Linked DNA regions of Mus musculus: region 2 is linked to region 1. A link is a loop called in an ENCODE intact Hi-C map of the cell type or tissue named here. Cell type or tissue: heart. All regions are shown on one strand. Each heading gives the region's core, and the rest is flanking DNA. Links, peaks and the distances in the headings are about the cores only. Region 1 holds the start of Fasn (fatty acid synthase). Region 2 holds the start of Csnk1d (casein kinase 1, delta).

Evidence for each region. Hi-C counts contacts between places; a loop is a spot of excess contacts. Peaks named below come from ENCODE experiments on the same cell type or tissue, not always from the same donor. Only the 100,000 strongest peaks of a DNase experiment are listed, where the experiment ranks them.
Region 2: it touches region 1 in a loop (6-fold over the local background); 1 of 42 quality-filtered maps calls a loop at or near these places.

Annotation. Positions count from the first base shown.
Region 1 is chr11:120,820,963-120,827,486 of GRCm38, forward strand. It overlaps Fasn (fatty acid synthase), which reads right to left and starts at 3,585. Exons shown (of 43, transcript NM_007988.3): 1 at 3,068-3,585; 2 at 1,755-1,890; 3 at 1,116-1,268; 4 at 1-110. The coding sequence starts at 1,881. Ccdc57 (coiled-coil domain containing 57) reads right to left here. Exons shown (of 19, transcript NM_027745.1): 19 at 5,580-5,962. The coding sequence ends at 5,754. In heart, for the core only: CTCF peaks have their summits at 3,168 and 3,474; DNase peaks (open chromatin) are centred at 2,069, 3,309, 3,679 and 4,579; H3K4me3 peaks cover 4,022 bases; H3K27ac peaks cover 3,989 bases.
Region 2 is chr11:120,988,022-120,994,545 of GRCm38, forward strand. Csnk1d (casein kinase 1, delta) reads right to left here and starts at 3,312. Exons shown (of 10, transcript NM_027874.2): 1 at 2,914-3,312. The coding sequence starts at 2,989. It overlaps LOC115486436 (a long non-coding RNA gene), which reads left to right and starts at 3,343. Exons shown (of 2, transcript XR_003949839.1): 1 at 3,343-6,524. In heart, for the core only: CTCF peaks have their summits at 3,090 and 3,290; DNase peaks (open chromatin) are centred at 2,590, 3,340, 3,960 and 4,770; H3K4me3 peaks cover 3,768 bases; H3K27ac peaks cover 2,445 bases.

The DNA of each region.
Region 1 (6,524 bases), core at 944-5,943:
GTAGCCCAGAAGCGTCTCGGGATCTCTGCTAAGGGCCTCGGATGCCTCTGAACCACTCACACCCACCCAGACGCCAGTGTTCGTTCCTCGGAGTGAGGCTGGGTTGATACCTGCCGGGGGCAGCAAGAGCCACACAGGCTTGGGTGAGAGAGATGCCATCAGGGGCCACAGTGAACCTCTAAGGTCTGGGTCAGGCAGCAACCCATAGGAGGCCATAGGAAAGACAGAGAACAGCATTGTCTGAAGGCAACTCCCTTGGCCTCTGGTGTTACTGGTGGGTCTCAAGAGGCTGCTGGCCAATGAGTTCTCTAGTGCCAAGGGCAGCCTGCCCTGGGACAGGCTGTGATAAGGAGATACAGGAACACAAAGGCCAAGTGTCCAAGCCGGGAAAGCAGAGGACCGTGGGTAACCCCCTGGGAGCTGTGCCCAGCCTTTGATAGAGCCTGGGCAGCCAGACAGGTCCGAGGTGAGGGCCTTCATTTTCACCAAGGGCTCGCTGGTCTTATACCATACCCCAGGGCAGTTGTGCATCAAGCTGTCTATCAAGTATAGGGCTAATTAACATCTCCCAACCTGAAGCGCACCCCCACCATACCAACCCACACTCGCTGCCCACTATAGGGCCTTCTATCCCTGGGGGCACATCCATGTCCCAAGCAGTAGGATCCAGAATAAGAGACAGCCAGTGGGACAGGGTTGTTGCCAAAGCTCGAGGCTGAGCCCCTGCAGAGCTACCTGCTGTAAGCCCCGCCCTCAGCCCAAGAACAACCAGACATTGGGGAGTGAGGAAACTAGGGTAACAGGGCGCGCCTGGGACACTTCTAGTGTGCGGTTGTGAAACTGTGCCCTGCTCAGGGCCCCCGCCTCCTGAGCCACCGGCCCTGTATCAGGATTGGGGACATAGCTAGAGAGACCCATGCCAGGCCTGTCTCTGAGCCCTTGATGTCTCAAGAGCCAAAAAGATATTATTGTTGCATCTCCTTTTCCTTTTAACAGTACCAGGAATGAAGTCCAGGTTCTTGCACACACTAGACAAGTTGCGCTACCACTGAACTATGTCCCCAGCCCTCATTACAGTATGTTCTAAAAAGGGTAGGAATTCCCCAACAACCCACCTCCATCCACAATTGCTTCATAGCTGACTTCCAACAGCAGCCGAAGCTGGGGGTCCATTGTGTGTGCCTGCTTGGGGTGGACCCCAAAAAAGGAGGCGTCGAACTTGGAGAGATCCTTCAGCTTTCCAGACCGCTTGGGTAATCCATAGAGCCCTGAGGAACATCACAGCCTCTGAAGCCAGGCTCCCAGAGAGTGACCCAGACTCACTGCTAGTGAGGAGTCCCAAAACAGCCACATGTGGGTGACCCAGAGCCAACCCTGTAGGAGGTGAGGCTGGCGACTGGGAGACCCTCTGCCTGCTCCCAGGCTGGCCAGGCCAGCCCAATGCTGACTCACACCTGTCCATCAGGTAGAGCTGCTCTGTGGCTCTGTTAGAGCCCATTGGGTGTGAGAGTCATCTTAGACACCATCTGCCAGCTCAGGGCACAGGCTGCAGATGAGATATCCAAAGGGCCAGCCCCCTTCTATGATCCACCTTTGGTGTCCTCCACGAGGGATCAACCAAGTCACCTGTCCCTTTTCATTCTGACCGGTTCTCAACCTCACAGCTAGCTCTACAGGGAGTTCCCTGTCTCCAGAAGTGCCTTGGTCATAAACTCTCAGACCATCCTGCTGCATGATCCCGAGGGGACACTCACCAGCCTTCCATCTCCTGTCATCATCTGTGACCATGTCCACACCACCAATGAGGTTGGCCCAGAACTCCTGTAGGTTCTCTGACTCGGGCAACTTCCCCGACATACCGGCTATCACCACCTCCTCCATGGCTCTTCTCTGTGGGGGAAGATAGCATGGTGGGTCTCTCACAGTCATTCCCAGCTACAGCCACCTAAATCCACAGGTAGCACACCTCAAGACTTTCTGAGAGCAAGGGCTCAGAAAGCCCCCAGTGGAAACTAGCAGAACTCAGCTGTAAACAACGGATGAGCTGAGTGCTTAGGTCTCCTTGCACTGATAGCTACTTCTGAGATTGTCAGCCCTTCCAGGGTAGACACTTGACCTGGCCTGACCCTACCATGTTTTGCCAGAGCTACCTGGGACCATAGGATCTCCAGTTGCCTACTGGATGCTCCATCCCAGGCTAGTCAAATCAGGAACTTGCAAACAGAAGTGGGGCTTCAAGAAACAGGGTCTGGGGCACTCTCACCTTAAGCCACGGGGAAGCCAGCGCGCTTCCCTTTCACGAAGAGGGTGGAGACTGACTGCCGTTCAGTGCCAGCCAGGACGCCAGGCTTGGTTAGGACCCAGAGGGAACAGGCCCGACAACTAGTGAGTGCCCAGGCCTAGCAGGGCTGAGGCAAACCGATCCCCTGCCAATGGACCCTTTCAGCAAGGTCCGACCTGGAATACTACTCTCAGCTTGGTGCGGTTAGGGGAAAGGTGAAGCCTCTCGCCATCTGGTCGAACACTTTGTAACCTGGCCGAGGCAGCAGAAGGATCTGCTAGATCCTCCTGTCCCTAAGGCACTTGCCCAGGGCAGTTCAGGCCTTGCAACCGTAGTCCAACGAGAAGGCTTCCGTGCCACCCAGCCGGTGAGGCCTGGATGGTCTGATGACTTCCGCTGAGGCCCCTGGGGCCTCGTGCGCACCCAGACCCGCATCTGCCTTCTCCAAGCTGAAGCCCGGGTACCACCGCGGCCTCCTGCGCCCTGCCAAAGCCGCCCAGTGCGAGTGAAGGCCCCGGCCCCATCCACGAGGCGCCCAGACTCCTGCACCCGGTTGGCGCGGCGCCCACGTGACAGCGGCCCGCCGCGCTGGCTCTCCGCACACCCCTCCCGCGCCCCTCTCGGCCTGATCGCGGAGCTCAGCCCGGTGGCTGGCTGTCGGAGGGGCGCGGCGGCGCTTTTGTGAGCGCAGGGGTGCCGAGGATGGGCGCCCGCCTATCCTTCCACTGGAGCCGTGGCATCCCGACACCGGCCTGCCGCCCCGGAACCCCGAACGCAGCGGCGTACCTGTCTGGGCTCTGGAGGCAGACGACAAGCGAGGAGCGCGGCAGGCGAACTGGACGGGACGCCGCTGCCGTCTCTCTGGCTCCCTCTAGGCCGCGCCGGCGCTATTTAAACCGCGGCCATCCCCGCGCGGCCACGCCACATGGGCTGACAGCTTGGCTGCGCCGCCCAGGCCAATGAGCGTCGGGGCTGCGCCCCGGGACCCGGCGCGCCGCCGCCGGTGGGGTGATGCCCGCGCGCGCCGCCCCCAGCCGGGACCCTGCACGGGCGCGCGCTGGAGCACAAGGAACGCGCAGCCCCCGCCTGCTTCCGTCCCCGCCCCCGGCCTCGCGCGGGCCACGCGGGGCTCATCCCGACGCCCTCATCTCTGTCCTCCCACCCCCACCCCCTCGCGGCCGGTGCCAGGTGTGCACTGTGCGCGCGCAGTGTGGGTCGGGCGTGCTTGGTCACACTGGAAACTCTGCACTGAGGAGGACACCAGGGCCACGCGGGGGGACAGGTCCGTGTCGCTGCGATTCCACGCCGCGATCGTAGCGCGCGCGGAACCGAGGGGCGTGGCCTGCTCCACATCGAAACCAATTGGACACCGAGGCCGTTCTCGGTGGCCCAATGGCGGCGCGCGGGTGGGCGTTGCTAGGCAATAGGGTGATGGGCCGGCAACAGCGGCAAAGCACTTCGCGGGCCCCCGCGCAAGCGCGGTCGTTGACCCTGGCGGAGGGCGCCTCAGGCGGGGTTACTACCGGTCATCGTGGCCCAGCTTTCTCGGACTCCCACCCTCTGTGGCCACCTTGGAGACCAGGATGCGGGCAGGGACGGGAGCAGTAGGCAGGATAGGGAACACTGACGGGCGCGTGTGGCGGCCTCCGGAGTCCGCTCAGTGTCCAGGCGCGGCCATCTGGCGAGCGGGATACCACCCCTCCCCCGCCTGGTGGGAACAAAGGAGCTGCTGCGCGCCTCCCTGAGTTTCCGGGACCCTCTCCCTCCCTCCCTTTAAATTCCTCTTTTCAAAGGGTTATCGAATTTGGGGGCGGGGGATGACAAAACTCACCGTCCAAAAAGACACAGACTTCTCAGGGTTGGGTCCCTTGAGTGCCTAGAGAGGTTGTTCCCTTCCCTCCTGTCCTTCCACTACAGGCCCAGGCCACTAAGACTGACCTCCTTATGGGGTAATGGCCCGGGAGTGGGGGGGAGGGGGAAGGGGGCTAGTGTCAGTGGTCCTTGACTGCAAGTCTATAGCAAAAGCCAGAGCCTCAGAGCCTTGCTTGTCAACCCTGGCTTCTAGCTTCTCCAACTTGGCTATCCACCCAGGCTTTCTGTGGAAGGAGGCTAAGCAGGGACCCTGAAGGGCAGCCTATAGGACTGGCAGGTGTATTCTGCCCATAAGCTGGCTTGCCCCCAAGCTCTCCCATTTTGCCCCTATGCCTTTGTGGGTGTCTTTGGGTTTCAGGGCCAGCCTAGGAAAGTTTTACAAAAGGCCTGTACACATACTAGCCAGAGCAGTCCCACCCCAGCTCCTGGTGCCTTGAGATAGGTCATGTTTGCCTTCTCACTGGCCAGGCTGCTGGCCAACCCTAAGTGGTCAGCAGAGCTCTGCCCTCTGCAGCTGTCAGGGTCTCAGCTGGAGGAGATGTAACCCAGGGATGCAGAGTCTGGGCCGTGCACAGAGCAGGATGCTGAGGGCAGAGCAAACTTCTCTGATCATCTTTTCACCAAAGGAAGTTGCATGGCTACATCTCAGAAACACGTGACAAACAAAGTGGATTGCCAGATGTGGATATGAGAGAGCCACGTCAGGATGGCCTGCCATGGCCCCTGCCAGTCGTGAAAACAGCACAGTGTACCTAGGTGGGCTCTTGTAAAAGCATCCTATGGCTCTCTCTTTGCATATGCACCTTGAGAGCTACCTACTACAGACCCACAGCAGGAGTGATCTGCAGATGTCTGCTACCTAGGCCTGAGTTATTCAACTGGCATCCAAGACCACATTACTGAGTGTGGGCTTCCCTGTAATGTTGTGATGGCCCACCATGTGAGCCAGCCAGCCTGGAATCACTGTCAGGATTTTACACACAGAGATGCAAAAATGAAGCTGCAAGAGTCACATGATTAGTCAAGGACACACAACAACCTGGACCTGGGAGCTGCCTGGACCCTGCAGCCCTGTGTGTCTGATACCCAGCAAGGCTAAGGCCATGGGCCTCTTTAAGTCATGCTATGGACAGGAAGTGGTCAGGCAGGTCTCATGAGGTTTTCAGTAGGCAGATGGGTCTGGTTCCGAGACTGGGCCTCTGGGTGGCCAGGCCCATGCTCCCGGGAGGACCTCTCATACAGTGTTCCTTGGGGACATACTTTGCAGGTGGCCACTCTATTCTGCCCACCAGGCTCTGGAGGACAGTGTCACCGACAGGGCGAGTGCACAGTGGCTGTGGGTGGTGACAGGCAGGGGGCAGAGGCCAGCCCAGGATCCAGCCTGCATTCCCCAAGTAGGACAAGACAGACAACTTCACAGGCCAAACAGATGGAGGAGGCTTTAATTGCTCTTTAGCATCAGAAAGGCCATCATTTGGGATGCTGTCCTGTGCTCACAACCCACCTGTATACCATGTGTATTCTCACTCCCAACTTGTATAACCACAGGCCCCACGTACAAGGTGGAGCCCCTGTGCAGTCTCCTGCAGGAGGCTGAGACTTAGTCCTTGAGGTTGTAGTTGCGGATCCTAGAGGGCCGCTGCTGCTGGCAGTTTGTAGGTTTAGCTGGGTGAGACTTGCTGGGTCTGGGGGGTGTGGCTTTTGGCTGAGCTTCCATCTTTAGCCCTTTGACAGCAAAGGCCTTTTGTATGGGGACAGGGCTCCGGTTGACCTTTTGGAAACAGCTGGGTCTTGAAGGTGCTGGACACTCTACAGGCAAGAAGTAGAAAAAGATGTAGGTTAGGAACATGGGAAGGGTATGTGCTCAGAGTTGGTCATGTCATAACAACCTGTAGGGACTCATATTCTGTTTTTCTTTGTGAGAGCCTATACAGGCCAGCAGGCCCTCCATAGTGACCTAGCACTAGCCAGTGGCAGCAACTGTGTTGGGTCCTGACTAGGGTGCAAGAGGTGTGTGTGGGCATGGGCTTCACATATTTTCAACTGATCCTAGGCCTGCCTCTCCCCTAGCACACAGAAATCTGGGCTATGGAAACAAAAGAAAGCAAAAACCAAAACACCCTGAGATGCTGTGACTGTTTCCTAAGGGCTGGGGGGGGGGGGGTGGCGGCGGTAGCAGGTGGCCCCCCCTCCCATTCAAGCCAGGCTACCCCATTGAGAGTTCAGTCCTTCCTCGTCCTGTCCCTGGGGCTTGAGTATAACAGGGAGTGTTCATGAACGCTTCTGACCACTTACATCCCTAACAGAGACAGGCCAAGGACTGTCTGGCAAGCTGTACTCCACACGGGTACAGGTTAAAGCCTAGAGCAGC
Region 2 (6,524 bases), core at 865-5,864, 170 kb after region 1:
TACAGATATGTGGGCAGTGGCACATTCTACATCTGACTGTCTTGGACAAAGACTGAGATTGGGTTTTCTAAAACCTGGGCAATCAAGAAACAGACGCAAGATGCCAGTGACCTCTAAAGAGGTAGTTTTAGAGAAGACACAAGCAACAACATGACAGGCCACTAGACTTTCTTTCCTCCTGTCTGGTGGCACAGCAGGCCACCAGGGAAGGCATAAGCACAGGTTTAATTACTTATGACCACAGTTTTACATATTTCTATGTAAAAATGTCTCAGGGTGAAATATACCCCCCCAACTCCCAGGCTTAAAAAAGGGAGAACCCCACTGGAAGAATAAAGTACTTTATGTGGAGTACCTAAGTGGGAGAGTTAGGAATATGTTTCAACTGCACTTGCACCAGAACCCATGTCACACAGACTTCAAGATGAGGATCCAACTCCACTCATGCTCACACGGCTCCTGACCTACTGTATGTACGGGTGAGCCAATCCACCCACTGTCTTCGGGTCCTGTCTCCAAACCGTCCTGCAGACCTGCTTTCCTAGCCTATCTTATTCTGAGTCACTCATTTCACATTCAGTTCCCCAAAGGGGTATCTTGAAAGGACAGTAGGGCTGAGAGCTAAGCAGAGAAAGACTGGCAGTGCTTAATCCCCTGACAAAAGGCACACTGTAGGCCTAGCATGTTGGCACTCAGAAGGCAGATCTCTGAGTTCAAGGCCAGCCAGGGCTACATAGTGAGACCATGTCTTAAACAAAACAACAACAACAAAACTCACACCATGACAGACAGATAAGCCAGTGATTCTAACCCTAGGATCCAGTGCCCATCTTGGAGCACAACAGAGGAGTCACCAAATTAAACCTTTCTGGAAAAGGTTAGTTCATGTGATCAAACGCTGTGCCCAGCCTGTGTCTAAGCCAGCCCCCAACCACCCACTTGTGGAAGACCCTGAGCAGGATATGCATCTGCGGGTTCAAAACAGTCTTTCAGCCTTTGTCTTGTCCCTCATATCCTGCCCCATGCTCTGGATGGAGGTGGGGAACCAGGTGGGGCAGTAGAGATGTGACTAAGTAAACTGCAACCCCAGACACAGCTTGCACTCTCCTGGAGAAAGGTTCCCATCTCTGAATGACACATGACTACCATAGCACAACTGGTTGTTATAATCAATCTTCAGAAAGCACAAAACCTTTTGGCAAGATCTCAGGGAACAAAAAGTTTCAAAATACCTATTTTCTGATGCCCATGAAAGGGTGGCTAATGGATTGGTTTTCAGTCTAGCTCCTATATCCTGAGGTTAAACTTCTGCCAAAATCTATTGTTCTATAAATACGCCAAACAGCTCCAATTTACCCAGCACTTTGACTCCCAAACATTGCCGAGAAGGCATCTGGCTCTCTACTTGGTTATAAATATTTAAATAAGCAAATCCTAAGTATCTCTAAAGCATATTTTACTCATCAGACCACTCTGGCAAGAAGTTCGGATTCAAAGGCACTCATGTGGCACATAGCAGGCTTACCCTGTATGCTAACCAGGCACCATAAATACTTCTGAACTACCCAAATGGGCCAGCTGTTCACCCCACACCACCAGCTATCAAGGTCCTGTGAGGAGTCAGAGTGCAAGTTCATAAGCTTGGGAAGACTAGAAGGCCGGCCCAAAGCACAGCTTCTTCCTGACTCTCCACTAGAGGTACAACAGCCAAACAAATGCAGGGATGGGCTACTGCTCAACAGAATATGGTTACCTCTAACAGGAAGTTCACCACCAGAAGGCTCCAAGTTCTCAAGGGGCTTTGGAATAACATAATTCTACTAAGAAATGCAGGGGGAAGTTTGTATTTAAAAATCCCCAACTATCAGGTTTAAGCAACCCTAAGCAACCCTCATGTCTACCTTGAGAATTCTGAGAGCCATCATGAGAACTTCCTTCCACACCACTTCTCTCCCCTCTGTTCTGCCTACATCTCGACATTGAATGCATCTGCATTCATCAAAACTTCATTCCTGTTGATTTCCGGGTGTCCAGTAGTCAACTTAGATGCTCAACATATCCTCAAGACCCCAACCAAACCAAGGCCTTTCAGGCCAGGCACAGGGAACATTTTCAGTCCTGATTTGGAGGAGAGTGGCAGCCAGGAGGCTATGGGTGATCCCTTTAGCGGGTCAGCTAAGTGGAGATGCCATTGTGGAAAAGAGCAGGCCCAGACTGCTCCAAGAACCCTCAGAAATCAGCCGGTCGTTTCCCCCATTTCTGACCGGGACACTCCCCACCTCCACACTACATCTGGCTTATTTTGACATTTCTCCCCCACACATGAAAACATCCAGGACGCCACTGCAGAGCTGAGGAACAGCACCAGACCCTTGGCGGAGCAGAGCATGGCCTTTGTTTACTGCGGTGACCTTAGGTGGGGGAGGATGCTGACGCCCGGCCCAGGCCCTGCCCCCTCCGGGCCCCACCCCCAGCCTGCTGCCCTCCCCTGCCCCGCTCTCCCCTCCCCCTCCCCGCTGTCCCCCCCCGGCCCCCGCCCCCAGTCCTTTTCCCACGCCCTCTGACACCCCACCACCGAGGCCCGCTGGCCCCCGCCTCTAGGCCTCCTTCTTCCTCTCCCGGGTCCCCGACCATCCCCAGACACGCTCCGAGCTCTGCCCCCCGGCCTGCAGTCCCCAAGACCGGCCTGTCCTTCCAGCCCTTCCCCGCACCCCACCCCGACCCGCCGCGCCGCGCCCAGCCCCCCGGCCGCGCTCGCACAGCGGCCGTTGGTGTCTGGCCGAGGCCGGTGCCCGGGCCCTCGGCTGCGGGGATGCCGAACGTCCACTCCGGCCCTCCGCAGGCCTCGGCCTGCCGGGGACCCCGCCCGCCGATCCGCAAGGCCCCCGGGCGCTCGATGGCGCCGGGCCTCACCGAGATAGATGTCTCCGAAGGAGCCGCTGCCGATCTTGCGGCCCAGTCGGTACCTGTTCCCGACCCTCAGCTCCATGGCAGCGGTGCGGCTCGCTACTGCCCGCCCGGCCGCTTCCTGGGTCTGCGCTCCGGGAGGCGGCGCCGCTGCTGCCGCTACTGCGGGTCCGGTCCGACTCCGCCCCCCTCACGGCCCCGCTTTCACCATCGCTTTCCGGTCGCCCCGTCGCTCTCAGCGCCTCAATACGGGGCGGATGGGACAGTCCGAGCGCCGCCGCCGCTGCTCCGGCCCTTGCCGGCCCCGCTCGCCCTCTCCCCGCCGCGGATGGACTCGGATCTTCCGGGCCTAAATCCCCCTTCAGCTGCCTAAAGGAGCCGCCGCCATCGCGCTGTGACGTCACTTCCCCTAGCAACCCAAGGGGGCGGGGCCACCGTGCTCGGGGGCGGGGCTTGGCTACTTGATGGATTGCGCAGTCGCAACCAGGCCTGTTTCTCTGTCCCAGTGTCCACCGTTCCCGCAGGATGACTCCAGCTGGTCTCTTTGGTCTTCCCATTTGTCTCCAATAGAAGTCCGAGGAAGCTAAGCCATGTGTGGTAAGAAATGCCTGTAGTTCCAGCCCTTGGGAGTTCGAGACCAGCCTGGGCTATAGCGACCCTGCCCCTAAACAGGCAGAGAGAAGCCGAATAGCAGTTCCTTTTGTAGACCCCGGGAAAGGCCCTTTACAGATAGGGGAAAAGGGCAGAGAGGGCGGTCCAGGCCTAGCTCTGAGATCACAGGTAGACAGTTAGCTTTTGTAGGAATCACCAGTTGTGGGCTTTGAATGGTGCAAAACGTGCCTGCTGCTGCCTGCCAGCTTCTTGCACACAAGGGTGGAAGAAAAGAGGTCTTCCTGGGACCCACTGTGGGCAGGAAGGTCAGTGTTGAGTTCACTGAGGGTGTAGAGGGTATGTCTCAGACTCTGATCGCTCTCCAGGGCTGTCTGCCTGGAGAGAGAGTCAACATTTTTATCTGGTCTGCATTGGATCTGCATGTTCCCCTGGCAAACACAAACATGAATTCTGAAGTTCAGGCTGACGGCCAGCTTCCAAGACTTGGCTGTCCATTCTGACCACTGAGGAGGGACTCTGGAGGAGCTACCACACAGGAGGTGCCCCCTAACCAGGAGGGGACAACCTTCCAAATAGATGCTTTTCTAGGCCCACTCTCACCCAGCCAGAAACACGAGAGTCACAGATGAGTGTAATGCTTCTATTTGGTCAGCTAGCACCCGTAGCATCTGCACAGGGTATCACGCTGCATGACAACTCAGCAGCCCTGCAGAAGCACGTGGAGCTGACATGTCTTCTAGTCTCCCAGCTCCACCACCCTTCCTTTTGGTGGTCCTGCAGTGCCTGCCTGCACACAGTTGGCAGTCAGGTTGGGGAGCATTACACAGCCGGAGACAGAAGACACCACAAGGCAAACTGAAACCAGTGGTCACTGAGCGGCAGGTATGGGAACTGCCTAGCTTTTTAGTCCAGGAGTCAGAGCCAGATGCGGCCAAACTAGTAAAAATAATCTTACTGACAGAATTCAAGTATAATTTTTTTTCTGTTGATGAACAATACCTAACTTCATCTGAGAAGCCCCTATATTGAACTGAAAACAGCAAACCTGGTATCTGGCCTAACCTCTCTCTTACCAACCTCGGGCCTGATCTTTGCCTAGCGGTCTTCCCTCTGGGAGCACCTGCTCTGTCTGGAATAGAGAGCCGAGGGTGTGAGCTGCTGCGTGCCTAGGGCTCTGCACACCCTTCTTATTACTTGTATACAGGACAGTCAGCTGATAAAGTGACCAAAGTTCTTGCTGCGTTTTACTTACTCGATGGTCAGAAGGAGGCAGTGCACGGAAGAGGCCCCAGGCAGGATCAATGCTCTGGGTTTTGAAGGTCATTTGCAAGTGTCCTGTGCTGGGGTTCTTGGCTTCTCATCACAGTCCCTTGCTGCAGAATGTGTGTGCCAAAGCCATCGCCATCCCCTGGGCATGCCGGGCAGAGATTGCACTGACTGAGATCATGGTGGCTCTTCACCACGGGCACCTCTGAAGTTTAGGTTCTTTCTATACTTACACAATCTACCCTCTCACAACGCTGCTAGTAATTTGAACACTCTTGAGAGGGGGCCAAGTGTTAGGCCTGTAGACCCTTCTCCTGCAGTAACAATGCCCACGCAAAGGCCTACACAGGTGCTTTAGCAAACATGCTGTGTTCTGCTGGAAATAGCCTTGTTAGCTTTCTGGTTCACGGTGACCCTAAGCGATACCCACACTAAGTACTCAGTAACATCAGCTTCACAAATGACTCCTGTGATCAGATGTCCAGCCCAGTGTGGAGCATGAGGCCAGGCCAGCCAAAGCAAGACAACAAGGTATAAATATACTGCCTTGAGGGCCTGGGGCAGCTTCTGTGGGGTACTGGCTATCCCCCTCTTGTCCTCACTTCCCAACAAAGGTGCTGATTTAGGCTCTCCCTCAAAACTCATACCTGAACTCCCTGTGTATGTTGTAGACTGGACACCCCTGCCCAACTAACGTGTATTCTAACCACAAACCCCAACAGAAGCCTAGTCTCAGGAAGGTTTGAGTAGCCCTTGTTGGAGCTGGGGTGCTAGGCAACTTTCCAGGTGCCCCCAACAATTTGGAGTATAGATTCCATCATAGCTTTGCTGGGCACAGCTGTATCTCTGCCCACTGGGCTTCACTGTGAGGGTCGTATGTGTCTGCAGATTCCCCCCCACCCCCCAATGCTTGTAGTAAGTGTGAGCTTCCAGATTCATACAAGACCACTTGGCTTCAGCCCAGATCTCCCCAGCCTCCCAGGCATGGGGCGAGGTTTCCTTTCAGAATACCAAGTAGGGAAGCTATGTCTGGAGCGTGGAGACCCAGCCTGCCTTTCTCCCTGAGCCATTAGGAAAAGAGGAGACTGGGAACAGAATAAGCGCATCCTTCCGCTTGGAACTGTGACAGATGTCTCCTGTTGAGCAGCCTGTATGAGTGAGTTTACCCTCACTTAGCTGGAGTTCACCTTCCGTGCAGCCTGCTCATTTTTAACTTCTGCAAGTTGTCCTCACCTGTATCCTCAGAAGTGCACCACCAAGCCTCCACTGTTTTTTGGGGGGTTTTTGTTGTTGTTGTTGTTGTTTGGTTTTGTTTTTTCGAGACAGAGTTTCTCTGTGTAGCCCCGGCTGTCTTGGAACTCACTTTGTAGACCAGGCTGGCCTCGAGCTCAGAAATCCACCTGCCTCTGCCTCCTGAGTGCTGGGATTAAAGGTGTGTGCCACCATGCCCGGCTCTCTCTTTCTCTCTCTCTTTCTCTTTTTTAACATTTTATTTAAATTCCTTCTAGATTTATTCATTTTATTATGTGTGTGAATGCTTTGACTGCATGTATGTCTGTGTACCATGTGGGTGGTAGAGATAAAACACAACTCCTCTGAAGAGCTGCATGGGCTCTTAGCCACTGAACCATCGCGTCTCCAAAACTCCCAGGTTTCACCTCTTTATACTCCCTACAAAGAAGCCCAAAGTAGCAGACACCTCAGGAGTGAATAGAGAGGCAAGGCTTAGAACCTAGGGG